2 separate regions of the Homo sapiens genome follow, and region 1 is linked to region 2. The links are chromatin contacts, found by Hi-C or POLR2A ChIA-PET in ENCODE. All regions are on one chromosome and are shown on one strand. Each heading gives the region's core, a stretch centred on a gene start or an enhancer-like site at or near the end of the contact. The rest is flanking DNA. Distances are from core to core; before and after follow the strand shown.

What was found. Hi-C counts contacts between places; a loop is a spot of excess contacts on that map. ChIA-PET counts read pairs that join two places held with the same protein, here RNA polymerase II (POLR2A). Pooled maps may share reads with other maps.
Region 1: a map of GM12878 shows a loop between it and region 2 (6-fold over the local background). The contact joins the enhancer-like site here to the promoter of UBQLN2 in region 2. A Hi-C loop is called at or near these places in 1 of 168 maps with a recorded cell type or tissue (GM12878), 15 of 37 single-sample maps with no recorded cell type and 15 of 50 pooled maps. POLR2A ChIA-PET finds 5 or more read pairs at or near these places in 1 of 52 experiments (activated CD4-positive, alpha-beta memory T cell).

What each region holds. Positions count from the first base shown.
Region 1 is chrX:55,918,105-55,921,381 of GRCh38, reverse strand. It overlaps a transcript of KLF8 not described here. Among named protein-coding and RNA genes, the nearest start is that of RRAGB, 200 kb to the right of the region's middle. RefSeq lists enhancers at 1,491-1,740, 1,192-2,391. Within about 2 kb of position 1,866, at least 2 of the 41 ENCODE cell types and tissues checked have a DNase peak (open chromatin) inside an H3K27ac peak, as active enhancers do; they include GM12878, where a contact is called at or near this core.
Region 2 is chrX:56,561,892-56,564,876 of GRCh38, reverse strand. It overlaps UBQLN2 (ubiquilin 2), which reads right to left and starts at 1,250. Exons shown (of 1, transcript NM_013444.4): 1 at 1-1,250. The coding sequence starts at 1,003. RefSeq lists enhancers at 254-313, 324-523, 920-1,547.

The sequences.
Region 1 (3,277 bases), core at 617-3,116, 640 kb after region 2:
AATAGAGATCTCAGAAATAAGGTCACACATCTACAACCATCTTATCTTCGACAAACCTGGCAAAAACAAGCAACTGGGAAAGGATTCCCTATTAAATTAATGATGCTGGGAAAACTGGCTAGCCACATGCAGAAAATTAAAACTGGACCCCTTCCTTACACCTGATACAAAAATTGACTCAAGATGAATTAATGGGATTTTTTCTTATAAATTTAAGTTCCTTGTATATGCTGAATATTAGACCTTTGTCAGATGCATAGTTTGAAAGTATTTTCTCCAGTTCTGTAGGTTGTCTGTTCATTCTGATTATAGTTACTTTTTCTGTGCAGAAGCTCTTTAATTAGATCCCATTTCTCAATTTTTGCTTTTGTTGCAATTGCTTTTGGCGGCTTCATCATGAAATGGTTGCCTGTGTCTATGTTCTGAACGGTATTGCCTTGATTCTCTTCTACTAGGAATTTTATAGTTTGGGGTTTTACTTTTAAGTTTAGATGTCTAGCATGGCCGAGTAAGTTTTCTTTGATTATTCCCTCAAATATGTTTTTCAAACTTTTATATTTCTCTTCATCATCAGGAACACCAATTATTCTTAGGTTTGGATATTTAACATAGTCCCAAACTTCTTGGAGGCTTTGTTCATTTTTTAAAATTCTTTTTTCTTTGTCTTTGATGGACTGGGTTAATTCAAAAGTCTTGTCTTCGAGCTCTGAAGTTCTTTCTGCTTGTTTGATTTTATTGCTGAGATTTTCCACTGCATTTTGCATTTCTCTAAGTGTGTCCTTGATTTCCAGAAGCTGTGATTGTTTTTTATTTATGCTATGTATTTCACTGAAGAATTTTCCTTTCCTATCCTGTATCATGTTTTTGATTTACTTAAGTTGGACTTCACCTTTTTCTATTGCCTCCTTGATTAGCTTAATGACAGACATTCTGAATTCTTTTTCTCGCAGTTCAAAGATTTCGTCATGGTTTGGATCCATTGCTGGTGAGCTGGCAGGATATTTTGGGTATGTTAAAGATCCTTGTTTTGTCATATTACCAGAATTGTTTTTTTTGTATCCTTCTCATTTGGGTAGACCATGTCAGAGGGAAGATCTGGAATTCAAGGGCTGTTGATCAGATTATTTTGTCCCACGGGGTGCTCCCTTGATGTGGTGTTTTCCCCCTTCCCCTAGGAATGGGGCTTCCTACAGTACAGAGGAACTGTAGTAATTGTTTTTGCTCTTCTAGGTCTAGCCACCCGGGGGAGCTACCATGCTCTGAGCTGGTACTGGGGAGTTTCTGCAAAGACTCCTGTGATATGATTCATCTTCAGGTCTTGTAGCCGTGGATACCAGCATCTGCTCTGGTGGAGGTAGCAGGGAAGTGAAGTGGACTTGGTGCAGGTCCTTGGTTGTGTTTTTGTTTAGTGGGCTGGTTTTGTGTTGGTTGGCCTCCAGCCAGGAAGTGGTGCTTTCAAGAGTGCAATAGCTGCAGTCCTATAGGGAGGAGGCAAACTTGCCCTAGAGACACCTGGTTAAGTATTCAGGTTTCTCAGGCAGCAGGCAGGGCCACAGAGCTCCCAAAATATTATGACCTTTGCCTTCAGCTAGCAGGTAGAGAAAGACCACCAGGTGGGGGCAGAGATAGGCATGTCTGAGCTCAGCCTATCCTTGGGCCGGGCTTGCTGTGGCTGCTGTAGGGGCTGGGGTGTGGTTCCCTGTCTAATGGTGTTATATTCCCGGGGGATTATGGCTGCTTCTGCTGAGTCATACAGGTAGCCAGGGAAGTGCGGGACACCTGGCAGTCACAGGCCTCACCCAGCTCTCACACAGCCTGCAATCCTAAAAGCGGGTTTCACTTCCCCCATGCCCCCGCCAACATCACTGAGTCTATTTCGAGGCAGCCGGTGACCAGGGCTGAGAACTCGCCCCAGACCACGAACCTCCCTGTTGAGAGAGCAAGCAGGCTCACAGTTTTTCAGTGTCTCAGGAGTTTGCAGCGGTAATCCAGTTCCTTCAAAGGATCTCTGGATTTTCTTGGCTTTCCTGGTGTGTTCCTGTGGTAGTTCTTGGGAGCAAAAGTTCACGAAGTGAGTCTCCACACACTGCTCTATCAGTCTGACCAGGAGCTGCAAGCTAGTCATGCCTTCTATCCACCCTCTTAATCTGAAAACTCCATTGTATTTTGGGAGCAGCTAACTTTTTTTCTAGGTTTCACAGGTCCACAGAAGAGAGAAATTTTGCCCCAGGATGGACCACACCCTGAGTCTCATCCTTCCTTACGCAGATGAAGTAGAAGATGAGTTTTGGGACTCTTTGAGTTGATTAAATTTAGGTGAGATTTTTAAGACTTAGAATTGATGCCGGAATGGGTTAGAACTTTTGGAGATGTTGTGATAGAGTGAATGTGTTTTGCCCATGGGAAGGGCATAAATTTTGGAGGGCCAAAGGAAGACCATTTTGGGTGGTAATGTGACCTTTAAAATGATATGTTGAAGTCCTAGCCATCAGTACTTGTGAATGTGACATTATTTGAAAATAAAGTCTTTGCAAATGTAATCAAGATGAAATCATTAAGGTGGCCCTAATTCATTATGACTGGTGTCCTTATAAAGAAGAGGAAAGTGACAAGTGAAGACACACACACACACACACACACGGACACGCTCATATACACACAGACATAGCCATGTGAAGAGAGAGACAGAAATTAGAGTTATACTGCCACAAGCCAAGGAATATCTGGACTTACCAGAAGCTGAAAGAGACCAGGAAGGATTCTTTCTAGAGGTTTTCGATGGAGCATGGCCTTGCCAATACTTTTATTTTTTATTTCAGATTTCTAGCCTCAAGAACTGTGAGAGAATAAATTTCTGCTGTTTTAAGGCACCCATTTTGTGGTACATTTTACAGCATCAGAAAACAAATATGCCAAGTATTCATTTGTGTGGAGATATATCTTTATGAGTTTGCATGTATCAGGATTGGATGGCAATTTCTGAATGAGCATGTATATCTCTGTCTGGGTACCTATATGCATGATCTACATATAGTTGACCAGGAACATGAAAAATGATGTATAATCTGCCAGAAAGTCTCAAGATAGGTAGATAATTTCCCCAAACTCATTGATTGACTTATTCCCTCAACAAGTATTCACTGGGTTCCTTCTATGTTCTAGGCACTGGGGACAATCATGATTAAGATATCCTTAGACTGCTGAGTCTAGTGCTATGGGAACCCAGAGGTAGAAACAACTTCCTTTATCTACTTACTTTCTGGGGCTCCTGTTATCT
Region 2 (2,985 bases), core at 1-2,500:
TCGTGCTGGTAGTTGCAGAACTCTGGGTAGCTGGCGGTGGTGCCCATGGATTGGGTAGTGGATCGCGATTTTCTGTGCGGGAAGGCTGCGTACCTTCCCCAGAGGAGGAACTACTCCCCACGGAGGCAAATGGATTACCCCCAAACTGCTCTTGTGCGGCATTCAGCATCGGCTCTTGAATGTCAGTGTACATGCGCCGTAAAGCATTATAGCCACCTGGGATGCTTTCTAGATTGCTAAGAGCCAGGTCTTGATTTCTCATCATCTCTTGCATCATGGCTGGATTCCTGGCAATTTCGAGTGTCTGCCTCATTATGTCTGGGTTGTTGAGCAGGTGACTGATTTCTGGGTTTCTCTGAATCAATTGCTGCATCTGTGGATTAGCCATAATGAGCTGCCTCATCAGATCGGGATTCGAAAGCATGCTCTGAACAAAGGGATTTTCCATTATTTGGATCATCATCTCAGGGCTGGCCATAAGCTGCTGCTGCATCTGGCTCTGGAGCTCAGAGAAGTTGGTCGAGCTCAAGCCCAGGCTGCTAAGGCCTGCAAGTCCTCCCAGGCTCCCCAACCCAAACGGGTTGCTATTTGTGGAAATAGGTGTGGAGTTACTCCTGGGAGTCGACGCCGAGGTAGTGTTAGTTCCCGCGGCATTGCTAGGCTGCGTGGACTGGCCCTGAGGTCGGTTCTGGCTTTTGATGACAAGGTGAACAGTCAGCCCATCATGGATGCCATGCTGGATCAAGGTATCTTGATCTTTTAAGATTTTTCCGGCAAAAATCAGCACTAGCTGATCGGTTTGGGATTTGAAGCGTTTCGAAATCGCTTCCTTAAACTGCTGAACCGAGCTGTTCTCGGGCACCGCGAACTCCTCTTTCTCTTTGGGAGTCTTCACCGTGACTTTGATGATTTTAGGCTCAGCCGGGGCAGCAGCCGAGCCTTGGGCCGCAGCAGGGCCGCGGGAGGGGCGCGGGGGGCCGCTGCTCTCGCCATTCTCAGCCATGGCGGCCGCGGTGACGCAGGCGGGCAGGGAAGGCGCGGGCGGGCGAAAGAGAGAGCGCGAGGGAAGGAGGAAGGAAGGAGGCACCGCCGCAGCGGGCTGGGCCGGGTCAGGCGGGGAGCGCGGAGCACGGTACCTCTGTGATGAAGACTGCGGTTCCCTGGTCCTCCGGTGGAGAAAGGCCTGGGCGTAGGCCGCTGGCTGAGGTCTCCGCGCTCCGGTCTCTGGGCCTCCTCCGCCGCCGCCTTGTGATCCGACCGCGCGCACTCCCAGCAACTCTGGCAGCCGCTCCGCCTGCTGATCCCCGCCCCTTCCCCTCCCCCAGTTCCGCGCTCGCCTCCCCGCCCCCTCTGCTGACGCGGCGCCAGGCCTAGATTGATAGATTTGGCTCGGTCAAAATTAAAAACTTCTGCACTGAAAAGAAAAAAGGGAGAGAGAGAAACAAAGGGAGAGAGAGAAGAGAACAGAACAGTACAGAGCAGGCGAGGCAGAGAGGGTGAGACGGAGAGAAGGAGGCGGTAGAGAGTCAGCTTCTGTAAACGACATTAAAAGACCAATGGAGAATGTATATTAGCAATCTGTAAGGCAGTAAAAGGGTGAAAGCCTGAATCGAACAGATCCCACGTATAAGACGAAAAATGAATAATAAAGAACTCTGACAAAGCAAAAAGAAAAGAGGAACACCTCCAGTAGGGGAAGGGAAGAAGACAGAGCAGGAGCGTGCATTTTACAAAAGGAGTGCAAATGGCCAATAGACATTAAAAAAGGATGATTAATTTCACTACTAATAAAAAGAAATCAAGTTAAAACAATAAAATTCTACTTTTGGCTTATCATATTGGCAGGGAAAAAAATAATGGTAAACCTTCTTGTTGACAGGGACCCTAAAAAATGCCCTCTCAGGCTAGCTGAAGTGTGAATTGTTACAACCATAGGGCAATTTGAAAATATATATCAGCATTTTGAATGTTTCCACCTTTATTTAGAAATGCCTAACCTAGACACTTCGCCTAATAATCGGATGAGGATGCAAAAATATTTATGTATAAAATGTATATACATTGTAGCATTTTAAAATGTTATTTAAATATATTAACTATCTGTTTACATGAGATTAGTTGAGCACATTATCATATTACCATACAAGAAAATATAGAGTGTCTTTAAAGGTATACATGAAATAAACTGTAGTTATAGGGAAATCACAGAGTATTTTCAATTATGCCTTTGTATATTTCTGTACAGTTACAAACTATATAAGAATATATGTTCCAATATCAAAAATACAATAAATATATTTTTATTTTAAAAGCAATTTTTGAACAGTTTGTTGTATATGTAAACCGTATGTGTAAAAAAATCTGGAAGGCTATGCACAAATAAGTTAATGGCTGTTAGTACTGTTTGCTGAAATTATGAATAATTCTTATTTTCTATTTTCATAAGATTTTGAATTTTCTGATGATTTTTGTAAGTATGCACTACAGAAAGGTATTTTGGGGAAGAGTATGGGTAGAAATTGACAGGCACATAATAGTAGTGGCAAACATTGACATATTTACCTAATTTAATTACAGATTAAGTAAGAGCAATAAAGATGTAGCAATGCTGAGAAAGAGAACTTGAAAAATAGAAGAAATAATTTCAAATTTATCTATATATTTCTAACTCTAGGTTAAACCACACAGAAAATTCTTCCCCAACCCCCACCCTCTACCAAGCATCCACCAAAGCACCACTGCTTTCAACATTTAACAGCATTTCAAAGTCATTAGGTCACAAATACTTTAATAAATCTGAAGATAAGAAAAATATATATATACAGGTATGTTATATCCATCGATGGAGAAATGGAAGAATTAATATTATTTTACCTCTCTATTTTATTAATATAATTAATAAAATACAGAGGTAAAAAGATGACTAGCTTTAAATATGTTAATATGTATAGATCTAAAAAGCCAAATTAATTAGTATTAGGTTGA